Linked DNA regions of Homo sapiens: region 1 is linked to region 2. Evidence: chromatin loops called from intact Hi-C (ENCODE). Cell type or tissue: gastrocnemius medialis. All regions are shown on one strand. Each heading gives the region's core, and the rest is flanking DNA. Links, peaks and the distances in the headings are about the cores only. Region 1 overlaps SCMH1 (Scm polycomb group protein homolog 1). Region 2 overlaps CTPS1 (CTP synthase 1).

Region 1 (8,334 bases), core at 292-8,291, 99 kb before region 2:
CCTGTAGTCCCAGCTACTCGGGAGGCTGAGGCAGGAGAATCGCTTGAACCCAGGAGGCAGAGGTTGCAGTGAGCCAAGATCATGCCACTGCACTCCAGCCTGGTGACAGAGCAAGACTCTGTCTCAAGAAAGAAAAAAAAATGTAATCCTAGACTACAGAGAGAAAAACTAGGATAGAGGCAAGAATAATACAACTTAAGGCTAACTTGTAGGTCTCAACATGAGGTCACCTGATAGACTGATCTTCCTCATCCATCCATTTATTCAAATTCTAACTATCAAGTCATGATTAAGTACTAGTCATTGGCTCAGTTGATGGAGATTCTGCCGTTAGTGTTTACAGTTTTGTGAACATATAGACCAATAAAGTACGACTTTGGAGGAATAAAGTACAGAGGGACCCCAACCTAGATTGAGGGGACTGGAGGTTGGAGATCTCTATAACCTCCCTTGAGCCTAGCATGTCTAACATGGGCTGCTCTATAGCTATTGGGTAAATGGATGAATAAAGGACAAGACTTCCAAACGAAGGCTTCCAAATGAAGTGATGTCTAAGCTGAAACCTTAAGAATGGGAAGGTAGAGAAAAAATTCTCTCTAGCAGTGGAAACAGATTAGTGTAGGGCCAGAAGTTAAAAAAAAAAAAAAGTATGGTCAAGGAATTAAAAAATAGTTAAGGCCGGGCGTGGTGGCTCACGCCTATAATCCCAGCACTTTGGGAGGCAGAGGCGGGTGGATCACAAGGTGAAGAGTTAGCGACCAGCCTGACCAATATGGTGAAACCCCGTCTCTACTAAAAATACAAAAATTAGCCAGGTGTGGTGGCTGACGTCTGCAGTCCCTGCTACTCGGGAGGCTGAGGCAGGAGAATCGCTTGAACCTGGGAGGCAGAGGTTGCAGTGAGCTGAGATTGCGCCACTGCACTCCAGCCTGGGTGACAGAGTGAGACTCCATCTCAAAAAAAGAAAAAGGAAAAAAGAAAATGGCTAGATTGTAGGGTGTAAGTAGAGGAGCAGAAAGAGATAAGGCACAGCAGAGGAAGGCGCAGAATGCTTCCCTCATAGACCATCTTAAGGATCTGGATTTTTACCTTATGAGCATCGAGAACTGTATTAGGCTGTTCTTGCATTGCCATAAAGAAATACCTAAGACTGGGTAATTTATAAAGAAAAAAGGTTTAATTGGCTTAGAGTTCTGCAGGCTGTATAAACACGGTGCTGCATAGCTTGGCTTCTGGGGAGGCCTCAGGGAGCTTTTACTCATGGTAGAAGGCAAAGCTGGAGCAGGCAGATGGCAGTGTGGGGAGGGGGGTGTCACACTTTTACAACAACCAGAACTCACTCACTATCTCAAGGACAGAACCACACCCTGAGGAATCCACCCCCATGACCCAAACACCTCCCACCAGGCCCCACCTCCAACGCTGGGGCTTACAGTTTGACGTGAGATTTGGGCAGGGACAAAATATCCAAACTAAATCAAGAACTATTGGCTGGGCGTGGTGGCTCACACTTGTAATCCCAGCACTTTGGGAGGCCGAGGCGGGCAGATCACCTGAGGTCAGGAGTTCGAGACCAGCCTGGCCAAGTTGGTGAAACCCTGTCTCTACTAAAAATACAAAAATTAGCTGGGCATGGTGGCGTGCACCTGTAATCACAGCTACTAGGGAGGCTGAGGCAGGAGAATCGCTTGAACCCAGGAGGTAGAGGTTGCAGTGAGCCAAGATCGTGCCACTGCACTCCAGCCTGAGTGACAGAGCAAGACTCTGTCTCAAAAAAAAAAAAAAACTATCAAATGGGCTTTTAAGTAGTAGAGTTACAGCTCAGATTTGTGTTTTAGAAGGACCATTTTGGCAACAATGAAAGGACGGATTCAGATGCTGGAGTCAGGGATGCCAGTTAACAAGCTGTTATAATATTCCAGGTGAGAGAGAAAATTGAAGCAGTGACATGGTGGTGAGGATAAGATGGGGTGGGGGGCATATTCTTTGAATAAAGAAGACAAAATGCAAGTTCTTAATGTGTATCACCTATTGTGACTATTTTATTTATTTAACAAACAAGCCCTGTACCATGTAAAATAATGCCAAGTTTTCAGTGTAAGTATTTATGAGGAGCTAAAATTCTTCTTTCTGTCATGTCTAGGAAGTTGGGATTGTTTTCTACCTGGAGTCCATGTTAAATGGAATGAATTTATTAACTGCCTCTTTATGTCCCCACCACTTGGAACATGCCATTTATTCAGTAATATCTGTTAACTGAAATAGGTTATACTATATTTTCTGATTCCATTTCTGTTGATCCTCATCTAAAGCCGTTATTCAGATATTCACTTAATTACAAAAAATAAGAATACTACTCGCATCTATGACAAATTTGACAGATTATTAAAAGCTATTTAAGGCCAGGCACAGTGGCTCATGCCTGTAATCCCAGCATTTTGGGAGGCTGAGACAGGTGGATCACCTGAGGACCAGAGTTCAAGACCAGCTTGGCCAACATGGTGAAACCCTGTCTCTACAAAAATACAAAAAAAAAAAAAATTAGCTGAGCATGATGGTGGGCATCTGTAATCCCAGCTACTTCGGATATTGAAGCAGGAGAATCACTTGAACCCAGGAGGCAGAGGTTACAGTGAGCCGAGATTGTGCCACTGCACTCCAGCCTGGGCAACAAGAGTGAAACTCCATCTCAAAAAAAAAAAAAGGCTGTTTAATGTTACGGTTTTTTAATTTTGGAAACCTAATGGCCAAAAGTAAGAGTGGCACAGGGCACTAAGATTTGTTTCCAGAGCCCATATTCACTCACCTCTCAGTTACTAAACACATGTACACCTCTACACCTGGACCACCCCCTGCCCTTCCACCCAGCTTTTTTTCCTAATAAGCCACAACAACCAGGAGGGTGTGGTCTCTACAGGTTTGGCAGCTAATATACCCCTCTTGTCTCCTGAGAAGGTGTGTTCACTAGCCACTAGTTCAGTAGTTCACTGTCAGAAAAGATATGAGCATGTTGGTTAATAAGTGAAGCAAATTCTTTTTTGTTTATTGATATGTAATAATTGTACATTTTGATGGGGTACCTGTGATATTTTGATACATACATACAATGCTTAATGATCAAATCAGGGTCATTGGGATATCTGTCACCACAAACATTTATCATTTATTTGTGTTGAAAGATTGCAAATCAAAGCTAACTTTTTGGTGCCTTTAATGAGAATAGCCACTCAGGTACTATTTTCCCTTTAACCCTCTCAGATATATTGTGTCCAGACCTTGCCCCTATTTATATACCATTTCCTCCTTCCATAAACACACGTATGCATATAGTCTCTGTCCTTATTTCAGCTTTGGCCTTGTGATCTCATCACATCTGGTAAATCCGTCCTTTATTCACCTATCTATCCACAGTTACAGGCTCATGTTAGCAGTGCTAGGTTCACTGGAGGTTATAGACAAGTGTCTGCCTCCCCAGTTGATTGAATGATTGAAATGAGAAAATTGGTGGCAAATGCATAGCACCATGTAGCACGTAGTAGATGCCCACTGTGCGTTAGTTGCATCTGAATCAAGATCCCCAGGCCTCCCAAGAAAAGGGAACTGCACGCAGAGCCAGGAAAGTGCTCTATTTTGGTCAGGAAAAATAAATATGAGATGAGGCTTCTGCAGTGAACCAGTACTCTCATAACTGATTTTTTCTTGGTTATATGCTTGTGGTACACAAATAGAAATAGGAAAATGGGGAAGTGAGATGGGTGGAGTAGATTATGAAGCAGAGAATCTGGGTTCTCCCACTGATTGTAATTAGGTCTGCCCAAGGGACCAGAAAAAAAAACTCCCATTCCATATCTCTCTTCCAGAATCCTTAAGCTGCCCCTTGACTCTGCCCATTCGCTCTCTCTCTTGCCCTCACAAACTCCAGATGCCTGAGAATGGTAGCAGTTTTCGACATGTATAATGAAACAATTGGCATCTCTCAAGCTGTTTGAAATAGTGAGATGTGATTTATGCAGTTCATAAATTTGACCACATTTACTGTTTTCTTGGGAATACATAGAACCCATATAGGGTTTTTTTGGCAAGCTTTTATTGTAACACCCACTGTGCCAGCATCAATACATATCAATTTACAAAATCCCCAATTTTAAATAAGTGTTGGTGATTTTCAGGAAAATCTTACTGAAAACCAGTGATAAATTGTGTTACTAAATTTCTTCCCTTGGGCCGGGCGCAGTGGCTCATGCCTATAATCCCAGCACTTTGGGAGGCCAAGGCGAATGGATCACTGGAGGTCAGGAGTTTGAGACCAGCCTGGCCAACATGGTGAAACTCCATCTCTACTGAAAATAAAAAAATAAAAAAAAATTAGCCAGGAGTGGCGGCTCATGCCTGTAATCGTAGCAACTTAAGAGACTGAGACAGAAGAATCGCTTGAACCTGGGAGGTGGAGGTTTCAGTGAGCCGAGATCATGCCACTGCACTCCAACCTGGGTGACAGAGTGAGACTCTGTCTTAAAGAAAAAAAAAAAAATTTTCTTCCCTTGATTCCCTAGATTATTTTTGAGGAACTATTACAGTTATAAATGAGAATTTCTGAATCTCAATAATGACTTAATAGAAAAAAAACAAAACATAAACATTCATATATGTTAAGAAGATGAGAAAAACCTGGCAAACTCAAACCAAGCAAAGAAAAAAGAGGAGGTTCTGAGGGTGATATGGCAAGAAGGCAGGATTGTGGTTGTAAGCTGTTAAAATTTATTGTCTTGTGCTAAGGAAAGCTGGAATGTTTTTGACTGTGTGGCTGACTAGCAGGTGCTTTCTCACCATGTGCTTTCATGCCACCTTTCTGAGTGGCCTAAGCTTGACTAGCCATTAGCAGACCATCTTCTAAGAAAATATAGCCCTCCACTTGCCGAAACTGCTCCTGAATCATCTTACCTACTGCCCTAGAAAACTAAGGTCAGTTGCACCTTTTAGTTTCAGTAATATGAGGCTTTTGAAGTTTGTGGTCCTATCATGCATGATTTTAGTTATCTGTTTTCCCCCACTCTCTGCAGATTTATCAGCCTGAAGTCCCCAGGAAAATGTGACATGTCTTTGTAGTTGCAGAGGTCCTCTATCCATGTTGTAGGAATGAGTCAGGAGAGAAAAAAGGAGCTGGATATGGAGTACCAAAAGTGTTAACTGAGCTGGATCAGAGCAGGAGGCAACCCATGCTGTTTAAGTGAACTGGAATTTAGAAGACTGGAGTTTCAGCCTTGGCATCAGCCCAGCTGGCAGCACATAGCTGAACCCAGCCAAGTTGAGCAAAGCTAATAAAAAACATATCCTCTAAATTACTATACCAAGGCCAATGATACACTACTGTGAATGAAAAATAAGATTCCATTCCAGGAAACTGATAAACCAAATGGATTTTCCCCAGCTCTTTTTTTCTTTTCCATTGTTCATGCTCTCCTATGCCATGTAGACACACACACACACACATGCGTGTGCATGCACAATAGCCTATTTTACATTTTATTAATTTATTCCCAATTCCCTATGCTCTGTTGTTGCTATAGAGACGAGAAATCTGATGATAAATTCTTTTGGGCAGTTAAGACTCCTAAGGATTATTTAGAGAAACCTAGAAGGCAGCAGAGGCCTAGTGTCCTTCATTATTATAACTAGGCATGTTTAGTTCTTTATCTTCTCTCTTTTATTCAGGTATACACTAGTGTTTTATTCATTGGTTTCAGAGTAACATAGTGGAAAGAATATAGACTTTGGAGACCAAAAGATCTAGGTTCAACTCCTAGCTTTAGCTATGTGGCCTTTGGCAAGTCTTTTAACTTCTGTGAGTCCAGTGTCTCCATTTTTAAAATATCCAAGTATGATAGTTGACTCAGGAAAAAGCATTTGTGCAATTGTTTGAGTTGTAAGCTCAACTAGCTACTTTTTTCATGGAATATTATCTTTGCTTGAAAAAAACAGCGGACTTGGATATTTAGCAGACATTTTCTCCAAAATGAAATGATCTGATCACTTCAAGGAAGGCAACCTATAAGCATTTTCTGTGAATTATAAATTTAAGGTTTCAAATGAAAATTAAAAATTTTGAAAAAATGTGTATATCCACCAGAATGAGCTTTACATCTTATCAATAAATACAGACTTCAGAGTTACTCTTTACCATTTCTCTCCCATCTAAAAGTTACATTGGTTAAGAATCAGTTATTTGCCCTACTATTAAATGTGAGATGTGAGGAAAGTAAAAAGTCATAGAGTCTTAGAGTGCTGGGGCTAGAGGAAATCAAATTCAACCTCCCACCTAACTTAAGACTCATCTTGAAACCATCCCTATAAATGCTTATTTGCTGTTACTTAAATGCTCCCACAGGCAGAGATTATAACCTCCCAAAGGAGCACTTTTAATTTGTGATAGCACAAATGTCTAAAAATACTGTTTTTTACTGTAAGCTGAAATATGCTTTCCCCAGTATCTATCCATTGGCTCTAATTTGGTTTTTCTTTCATCCAAAACCTTTTCACATACTCTTGTTTCCCTAGGTCTTTTTTTCCCCGCTATTTTTGAGATTGTATAGTTTCTAAGCCCCTCATCATCTTGAGCTCTCTTCTTTTTTTTTTTCTCCCCGCCTCCCCAACCCCAGGTTCAGCTTTGACTTTAGAGTTTTCTTTTCTTGATCCATTTAAGTTTACAATGCTATGCCTAGAATAAACTCTAGACTGCAGGGACAGCCTCATTAGTGTGAAATGGAGAGGCATTCTGATTTCCCTTTAAAAAGGACTATACTGGCTGGGTGCAGTGGGTCACGCTTGTAATCCCAGCACTTTGGGAGGCCAAGGCAGGCGGATCACGGGGTCAGGAGTTCGAGACCAGCCTGACCAATATGGTGAAACCCTGTCTGTACTAAAAATACAAAAATGAGCTGGGCGTGGTGGCAGGTGCCTGTAGTCCCAGCTACTTGGGAGGCTGAAGCAGAAGAATAACTTGAACCCAGGAGGCAGAGGTTGCAGTGAGCCGAGATCGTGCCACTGCACTCCAGCATGGGCAATAGAGTGAGACTCCGTCTCAAAAAAAAAAAAAAAAGAAAAAGAAAAGAAAAGGCTATCCTATGACCTCACATGTTAAAGATAAGGGATTGTGTTTTTATATTTTTGTATTCTGTAATGGTCATGGTAGATGCTTTACGTTACTCCTTGTCTAGTCTCAGCGCAAGTTGAACCAAACTTAAAGACATAATGGCCATGCTAGATGAGGGGATTTTCTGGTAGTTAATTTTTTTTGCTGCCTAGGGGGTAGAAATGGTAATTTATAAGACTGGGAAAGTACCTTTTTTTGTTGTTGTTAGAGACGAGATCTCACTATGTTGCCCAGGCTAAGTGGAAAGTGCTTTTACAATTCTCTTTTATCACCATACCCGGGTTTTGATAAACTTAGTATTCTCCTTAGTAAAAGTTTTCATCAGATACTTGCTCTTTTTTATCTTGTGATAACTTTTCTTCACTCAAATCAATAGGGAAATACAGTATTTGCTGTATAAAAACATAGAAGCCTACCTTAGAGCTGAATTCACTCATTTATATATAATCAATAATCAGAGTATACCTATAGACACAGTCTTATTTTGAGCTTTCCATGGAAAAGAGTGTAGGTCACCAGGCTAGACCATAAAAATATGTTTAAACTTTTGTTTTTCTCCTGTTTAGTACTAGATTAAACTAATCACCTTTTCTAATGTTGTTTAGAGCATGTTTACTGAGCATCATCTTAAGAAGAAAGAAAGTTAACATTTAGCAAGCCCATACAAGGTCCTAAAGACACTTTGATACATTATCTGAGTAAACTTCACAAACCTCCAGTGGGATTTATAGTATTTGCCCATATTTTACATAAGGAAACGGGCTCAGAAAGGTTGAGGGGAAGAATAAGAAACTAAGATTTATGGAGTCCCTAGGTCATGTCAGACACAGTACTCATATCCACATTCTCAAACTTTATCTCAGCTAAACTTCATAATAACCCATAACTTAAAGAGGTTATTTGCAAGGACTTGAACCTAATTCCATGGGTTTCTGACTTCAAAGTCAGTGTTCTTTCTTTCATACCACACTTCACTTCTCTATGCCTCAAAGGAGATTTAGAGATAACCGTTAGGTAAATAAGGCTGAGATAATTGTGAATATGGGGTAAATTAATGAATGTTAAAGTACTTTGAGAATTATGAAGTGTAAGTCTCATATGATAGGTTTCCATCTGTGATTTTGGAAATGCATAGTGAGACCTACAGGAAATTCCAGGGCCCTTTTTTAAACCAGCAGCTGGGA
Region 2 (8,334 bases), core at 150-8,149:
TGCTAATACAGTAAAGGCAGAATTTTCCCAGTAGACAAGAAGGAAATCTGTGTAATAGTCATTTTCTTAACTATTTTCCTCCGAAAACTACCCTAAACCTTCAGCATCTATTAGTACTTTATTAGAACAGAATCTACTTAGGCTGAATCATATGAAATTGCCATCTTTGTGTGACAAAAATTGCCAAACATCAGCAATTGATATGGCTGGTCTTAATAGGAAAGTAACCGATAAGGATGAATGTAACCTCACTGCCTCATTCTGTTGAGGCGCCCATGCCTAGGAGTCTGACTGCACTGCCAGTGTCCTTTCTAAGACCCACACTGCTTCTATGGCTATCACAGTGCATCCTAAAAGGGTATGAATAAGAGAGGAAAGAATGAACTTCAAAAGCAAGAACGAAACCAAAAAAAGCCAGCCTGCTCCTCGAAGCCACAGCATCACCCTAAGACACGCGTCCTGGGCACGCAGAGCCAAAGGCTGGGCCAGCGTGAGGCAGCTCTTACTCATGACTGAGTTCTTGGTCTGGAACAGGGTTCTCCTCTTGCCCAGCCTCATGGTTCCGCCCATCTGCCCTGGGTTGTGTTCTGGCATGTCTACGACCTGGAGATGTTCAGAAAACAGACACCAACTACAGAACTCTGCTTCCGCTAGAGAGAAACCTCCCTCGCTGAGTGGGTGGCAAAGGCTTGTAAGTAAGCTCTAATTCTCCAGGCTTTCCTTATGAGACATTTTGTCACAGAAGAAAATGCCTCCCAGTTGGCATTTGTAACCTCGGTTGGGTGGAGGCTCCGTCCTTCAGCCTGTCCTCCTGATCTGCAGACAGGACCACAGCAGCCCCTCCTCAGGCTAGTCCCGCCCCAGCACTGTGGACGGTAAGCATCACTTCCTTAGAAAGACTGATACAGTAGCACAGACACGGACTGGATGTGTCATAACATGTCTGTCATCGCCCCAGCTAGCCTGATGACTGCTCAAAGGCAAGGGATGCAGGGCTAGCACCCTGCAGCTTAGCAAGCATCTGAGGACTGGGTGGGCCATGCACTGATGGCCCAGTCCACCTCTCAGCCCAGCGTTCCCAGGCACCTTCTGATTCCAGGCTCTCTGTGCCCTGTTCCTCCTGACCCCAAAGCCCCATGCTGCAAAACATTTGCTGGTCCACTCCTGAGGCCTTAGTATCAGCAAAGTTCAATTTCAGGTCAACAAACACAGTGATGCTGTCTAAGTGCCGTGAGATCAAGAACTTTGTCCGTCTCATTTAGCACGGTGTCCTCAGTGACAAGGGCAGTCCCAGCATATAGTACGCATTCACATTTGCTGACTGCTGAAAAACGTAAATAAGTGCCCTTCCCTTTACATCCCTGTCACCCTGGGCTGGGAATTCAAAGGTGATTAAAGGCATCGTCCCTCCTCCATGTGCCTAACAGTACAGCGGGCTGAGAATGCCACATGCCCTCGGCATGAAATCTAACGCAAGGTACGCCAGCCTGGAAAATCTTTGGATACGGTTAAGCCAACCAGTGCTCCAACCCAGCAGTTCTCCCAGGACTATGGCTGGGGATCCCATGAATTAATATAAAATATACATATGAAAGCAGTGAGAGCAGCGGCTGGCACACAGTAAGTACACATGCCAGGGTCTCATATTAGTATCTATACTGTGTTCTGGGAGTTGAGGGGAGTAGGGATGGAGAAGAATTTTAATCAGGAATCCCCTCCAGTTTCCTGGGCTGGTACCTGTCTTAAAAACTTTCTGTGGTCAATGAAAGATTAGGGAGGAATTACATAATGAAAAAGAAAAGTTTTTCCTCTCTGGTAGGTCTGAGTGCCCAAAACCTCAGGGTTCTTTGGGATGGACTCAAGCAGTCTCACTTCTTGTCTCTAATCATCAATCACGTTCATAAATGCCCCTTCTACACCCTTCTAAGCCCTGTGGAGGTTCAAACACTTGACTCACCACGGGATGACTGGTCGTAGGGTCAAACTCTGTAGAATTGGCATCTGAAATACCAAAATACTTGTTATGAAAATAGTTACAAACGAAAGTGATTAATAGTTTCATTGCTAAGCTCTAAACACAACTTCCCTCCTCAGTTTAAGATCAGTGATTAGAACAAAAACTAAAGATAGCATCCCCCTGACCTCATCCCCAGACGAGATCTCACTGTTGTCCAGGCTGGAGTGCAGTGGTGCGATCATAGCTCACTGCAGCCTTGAACTCCCAGGTTCAAGCAATCCGCCAGCCTCAGCCTCCCAAGAAGGTCAAACTACAGGGGCACACTACCACATCCAGCTAATTTTTTTTCATTTTTTGGAGAGACAAAGGCTATATTGCCAGGCTAGTCTCAAACACCTGGGCTCAAGCAATCCTCCTGCTTTGGCATCCCAAAGTACTGGGATTACAGGTGCAAGCCACCAGACCGGCAATAAATAGCATTTTTAAGACATAAAATACTCAACCCACACACACGTGAATTTTTTTACGTTAAGTATAACTCTCTGGAAAGTCAATCAGTACAAAATGGGAAAATCAAAACTAATGGCATAACCTAGTAATTTTTAATTAGATACTGTATCTTTGACAGTTTTTTTTTTTTGAGACAGAATTTCACACTTGTGGGCAACAAGTGTGGGCAGGCTGGAGTGCAATGGCGTGATCTCGGCACCAAAACCTCCACCTCCAGGTCTCAAGCGATTCTCCTGTCTCAGCCTCCCGAGTAGCTGGGATTACAGGTATACACCACCATGCCCAGCTAACTTTGTATTTTTAGTAGAGACGGGGTTTCTCCATGTTGGTCAGGCTGGTCTCGAACTCCTGACCTCAGGTGATCTGCCTGCCTCGGCCTCCCAAAGTGCTGGGATTACAGGCGTGAGCCACTGCGCCCCGCCTGTGACAGTTCTTATATTGTTTGTTTGTGTTTTAAGACAAGAGTCTCACTATGTCACCCAGAATGGAGTGCAGTGGCACAATCTTGGCTCACTGCAACCTACACCTCCAGAATTCAAGTGATTCTCATGTCTTGGCCTCCCAAGTAGCTGGGATTACAGGCGCACACCACCACACCTGGTTATTTTTTGTATTTTTAGTAGAGATGGGGTTTTTCCATGTTGGCCAGGCTGGTCTCGACCTCCTGGCCTCAAGTGATTAACCCAACTCAGCCTCCCAAAGTGCTGGGATTACAGGCCTGAACCACCATGCCCAGCCAAGTTTTTATATTGTCTTAATGTTTCAGACTCTTGTCTCTCTGAGATAAACAAGTACTATTTCTTCTATACTTCTTTCATCTTCAGCAGCTAATACAAAGCCCTACTCAACTGTTTCACTCAATAGCTCAGTCAGAAATGAACTGATTTCAACTCAACCTTTCTAACCTTCATTGAACTTACCGTCTAACCAAAGCAAAACCACTAAAGACCAAAAGGCAAAGGACCAAGTTCCTGGTACTATGTGAACGCTGGGCACTGTTCTCCTCCTGGCCTGAACCAGGGTCCAGTCTCAACTGAAGTGTAAGCTCATCACCAAAGCACCTACCCATTTGGGAACCTAAGTGAGAGGCAGAGGTCTGGGGCTGTGAAGGATCCAGGGAGACCAGAAAGCCAGCTCTGGGGTGGCGGGTGATAAGACAGTGCCTCTCAGGACTCAGAAGCCAGCACTCAAGGGCATGCTGTCTACCAAACTAAGCCACACCGCCAGGTCACTGTGAAGCAGCCTCTCAGGGAAAGGGTGAATGAAACCCAGCCCTAAACCATATGCTGGCCACCAGAGTCACTTGTTCTTTATAAAGTCAAACTGCTTTTACATTCCTTCAGGTTACTTTATTTTCCACAGAATTTACAAGGTCTTTCTGAAAATCTAGTATTTGTCGGGTGGGCTACAGAGAATAAATGGGCTGTGGTGGACCATTCCAGGGTGGCCCCAGTGCAGCATGCTCAGTCTTCACACCCATGTGTGTTCTCCTCCCCTGCCGGCTCGGGGCTTGGCCACGTGACTTGTTTTGGCCAACGGGACATCAGCAGGCCTGATAAGTGCCTGCATAACAGGCCTGTCATTTTGGAGTCCAGCTGCCCACCCTGTGTGAGGAAGCTTGGGCTGGATTAATGAATGATGAGCCACTAGGTGGAGACAGCATCTTGACGTCCCGGCTGGGCCGAGCTCACAGCTGAACACAAGGCAGGAGTGTGCCATCTCAGATAGTACACCACGTGCAGCTGAAACCCAGGCACTGAGCCAAACCACAGAATACTGAGATGAGAAGTCACTGCTGTTGGGAGCCACTGAGCTTTAGGGAGGTCTGTCACATAGTAATACACAGCTAGGCGAAGAGCTGATATTATCTGAGCATTTCCCTATTTTCCAGGCACTACTAGAGACTATTTACATACATTATCTCCCTTAATCATGTGAAGTACGTACCTTTATTACTCCCATTTTACAGAAAAAACGGAGGCCCATAAAGGCTAAGTAAATTGCTTAAAATCACCCATAAGCGGTAAGGTTGGAATCTGAGCCCAGTTTCAATAGCTCCAGAGCCCAGGTTCTCATAATAACTGCCCAAGCCTCACTTAGGACAAGGACTTCACACCAGGCACCAGCTTCAGGATGGTGGCCACGGTGATCAAAGTGACAGAATCTCAAGAACAGGAACACAGAGGCAGAAGGCAAAGGAGGGAGTCTGGCTGTGCTCCCTCCTTCCTGCATGGAGGAGCCGTGCTGTTCCTCAAGAGGCAAGGCAGCTCCCTTACGGCACACCATGAGGTGCTAGGAACCCAGGCCTGCCCTTCTCCAAAGCTCCTGATCACCCAGGCGGCAACAGGCCTCATATCCTCCAGAAATACACAAGCGGGAATTGAATGAGTGTCTTAATGCACGCTTACCTTGCCATCCCAGCACGTTTCTTGAGAATTCAACCACTGCCAACTGCATCCCTAAGCACACGCCTTCCAGTCGGGGGGAAAAAACAAACAAAACTCCATTGAAAAGGCAGCTCCTACTTTTCCCAGCAGCCTCTGCAATGGCCTTTGTGTCCTTTATTTGGAGAATTATAATTGCAAACTCATAACTTCCTGCTATGAACAAGTACTCTCTGCTGTTACACTTTACTTGTATTAGATTTCAAAAACTGCATGTAAAGTAGATGAAAATTCTAGATTTGCAAAGTTATCCGATTTTAGAAGTAAGTGATATTCTATTCAGTACTTTTTTCCCCCCAGACAGGGTCTTGCTGTTGCCCACTCTGGAGTGCAGTGGAGAGATCTTGGCTCACTACAGCCTCAAATTTCTGGGATCCAGCAACCCTCCTGCCTCAGCCTCCACAAGTGTTGGGTTTACAGGTGTGAACCACCGTGCCTAGCCTCAGTACTTTAAAATTCAAGTTTTCTTACCCTCTCTCATTAAGTTTTTATTTATAATTGTTCAAGTTGAAAATTACTAAAATGTACAGCACCAGGAGGCATGCAAAATCATTTTGTCCAATTACAGTCAGCTGTTGTGCCAAGTGAGCAGATATAAAACTCAACCTCACGTGTGCTACAAACAGCTGGGTTCATTAAATGGACAGGAATTCACAATTCATTCTCTCAAAATTCCACGACATCTACATGTAGCTCATAAGCATAAATAAGCTTTCCAAGACTGAATTTGTCTCTAAAGAGAAAACATGAAGGCTTCTACTTGAGCTCCTATCCACAAAGACAGCATGTTTCAGTAATCCCCCCACTTTGTTCATAGGCTCCCACGTGGCACCGTTCCCCACTCTTTCCTACTCTTAAGTGAAGACTGCACTGCAGAGCTCCTTACCCAAAAAAGGCTTTTTCTGATTCCGAGCCCAGGCAATTGCTTGGATTTTTCCTTCTGTTCCTCGAACACCAAATCCTCCTGGAACCAGCACTCCACTGCACAAAAGAACAAACCACAAAGGCAATTCCCCTTTTCTACCAGTCCAACTTGCAATAATCGCCTAACGGGCCATTACCAAGACACTGAAGCCATGAATTAACCCCATACATTGTGCTACTGTGACAATGAATTGTATGTAAACACTATCAACTTAGAAACTGCATATGAAACTATGGACTTTTCTTAGTAACTTAAGAACATGCTTATTGCAAGTGAAAAAGATAGTATACATAATTGTAATACTGCCACTGCACTATCTTTGGTACTGAGTTGTTCACAATTTTTTTTTCTTGAGACAGGGTCTCACACTGTTACCCAGGCTGGAGTGCAGTGGTGTGATCACAGCTCACTGCAGCCTTGATCTCCCAAGGAGCTGGGACCACACCCAGCTGGTTTTGTTGTTTTTGTTGTAGAAACAGGGTCTCCCTATGTTGCCTGGGCTGGTCTTGAACTCTTGGGCTCAAGCAATCCTCCCACCTCAGCCTCTCAAAGTTTTAGGATTACAGGCATGAGCCACTGTGCCCAGCCCAAAATTTTAAATACATATATTAATATTAACAATTTATCTTACCTCTTGGCTTAAAATGCTCCCCTAAGGGGGCCTTTCTTCATCAGCTCTGTGTGCCGTACTGACCAAGACACTCAGAAGAAGGTGTACACCTCCGTAATATTCAACTGTTCTAGTGAACCAGAAATTCTTGCTAATGTTTTACTATTATAAATAACAGCTGCCAAAACAACTGATGAGACTCTACTGATGGGTACTCATCAAATGTTCTGGATGAAAAATCCTTAAATGAGCCTCATCAATAGATGCATATGGCAAACAATATCAAAATCAGAGCAGCTTTTCAGATCCAATGATATTGACAAGCTGCATTTTTTAAGGATTAAATCAGATGGCATGTAGTCTTTTCAACAATTAAAAAATATTTTAACAAGTCAATTACCTACTACTGGCACATGAAAACAAGAGGACTTTTTCATTAAAACAAACCAAAAGAACTCTGGAAACCCAAGGCAGCGAACTCTACTCACTGAGCACTACAGAGCTTCTGCCAAGCTTCGTGGTAGCGCACGGGCTCTTCTTGCGAGGTGATGGGCTCCAAGTCCGCAGAATCTATGTACTGGATGTTATTCAGACAGGGGAGAAAAGCAGGCTCGTGACCCCAGGCTGTGCGTTCTTAATTTTTAAATAATATTATCATTTTATCAAAGTTGTCTTTCTTGATTCTGGCTTTAAAGTGATCATCTTAATACTGGCTTTAAAGTGATCAACTTAATATATTTAATAACTTAAACATTTTTTAAATATGAGGTTTTAAAATACAACAGTTTCCTTCAAAATCATTAAATTCCCAAATCTCTCTCTTTCTGCACTCTACTGTGTTCAGGATCGGGTCTCAGCTAAGCCTCTGCAGCAGACTCTAGAGGGCTTTCTGTTCAATGACAGCCTCCTCAGCCCATCTTCCGCCCAGCTTTTGTGGGTTTTTTCTTTTTCTTTCTACCATATTGAAGCATAATTCACATACAATAAAATACAAGCATTTTAAGTGCATACTTTGAAGAGTTTTGTCAAACATACACACCAAGATATAGAATGAGCCGGGCGTGGTGGCTCACACCTATAATCCCAGCACTTTGGAAGGCCGAGGCGGGTGGATCACTTGAGGTCAGGAGTTCGAGACTAGCCTGGCAAACATGGTGAAACCCCATCTCTACTAAAAATACAAAAAAAAAAAAAAAATAGCTGGGTGTGGTGGCATGCACCTGTAGTCCCAGCTACCCAAGAGGCTGAGGCAGGAGAACTGCTTGAACCTGGAAGGCAGAGGTTGCAGTGAACTGGGATCATGCCACTGCACTCCAGCCTGGGTGACAGAGCGAGACTCCATCTCAAACAAAACAAAACAAAACAAAACAAAACAAAACAAAACAAAACATAAGTTACCATCTTCCCAGAATGTGCCCCTCTACCTCCTACCCCAAACAACCTCAGATCCAATTTCTATCATCACAGATTCGTTTTGCCTCTTATAGAACATCATATAAATGGAGCCAAATAGTATATAACCTTTTGTGTCTGGCTTCTTTTGCTTAGTGTTTTTGAAGTTCATCCATGTTGCTGTGTTTATCAGTTGTTTGTTCCTTTTCTTTTTTAACTTTTTTTTGCAGAGACGGGGGTCTCGCTATGTTGACCAGGCTGCTCTCGAACTACTGGTCTTAGGCGATCCTCCCACAGCAGAGCCTCCCTAAGTGTTGGGATTATGGGCTTGAGCCAGTCAGTGTTCAGCCTGGTTTCTTCCTTTTCATTGCTGAGTGGTTTCTACTATATAAATAAACCATTACAAATTGATCCATTGACAGGCTATAAATATTTGGGTTGTTTCGAGATTTCAGCTATTACGAATAATTTGTCCATTTGAATAAAAATCTTTTTT

Evidence for each region. Hi-C counts contacts between places; a loop is a spot of excess contacts. Peaks named below come from ENCODE experiments on the same cell type or tissue, not always from the same donor. Only the 100,000 strongest peaks of a DNase experiment are listed, where the experiment ranks them.
Region 1: it touches region 2 in a loop (3-fold over the local background); 2 of 110 quality-filtered maps call a loop at or near these places.

The regions. Positions count from the first base shown.
Region 1 is chr1:41,099,330-41,107,663 of GRCh38, reverse strand. All of the region lies in intron 8 of SCMH1 (Scm polycomb group protein homolog 1), which reads left to right. Among named protein-coding and RNA genes, the nearest start is that of SLFNL1, 82 kb to the right of the region's middle. In gastrocnemius medialis, for the core only: no CTCF peak of the experiment used is centred there; a DNase peak (open chromatin) is centred at 5,253; H3K4me3 peaks cover 519 bases; H3K27ac peaks cover 1,459 bases.
Region 2 is chr1:40,999,718-41,008,051 of GRCh38, reverse strand. CTPS1 (CTP synthase 1) reads right to left here. Exons shown (of 19, transcript NM_001905.4): 10 at 6,935-7,023; 11 at 5,798-5,892; 12 at 4,876-4,938; 13 at 1,958-2,001; 14 at 507-603. Among named protein-coding and RNA genes, the nearest start is that of SLFNL1-AS1, 11 kb to the left of the region's middle. RefSeq lists a silencer at 829-1,029 and enhancers at 1-1,167, 3,912-4,061. In gastrocnemius medialis, for the core only: a CTCF peak has its summit at 4,092 (motif pointing right); a DNase peak (open chromatin) is centred at 4,191; H3K27ac peaks cover 995 bases.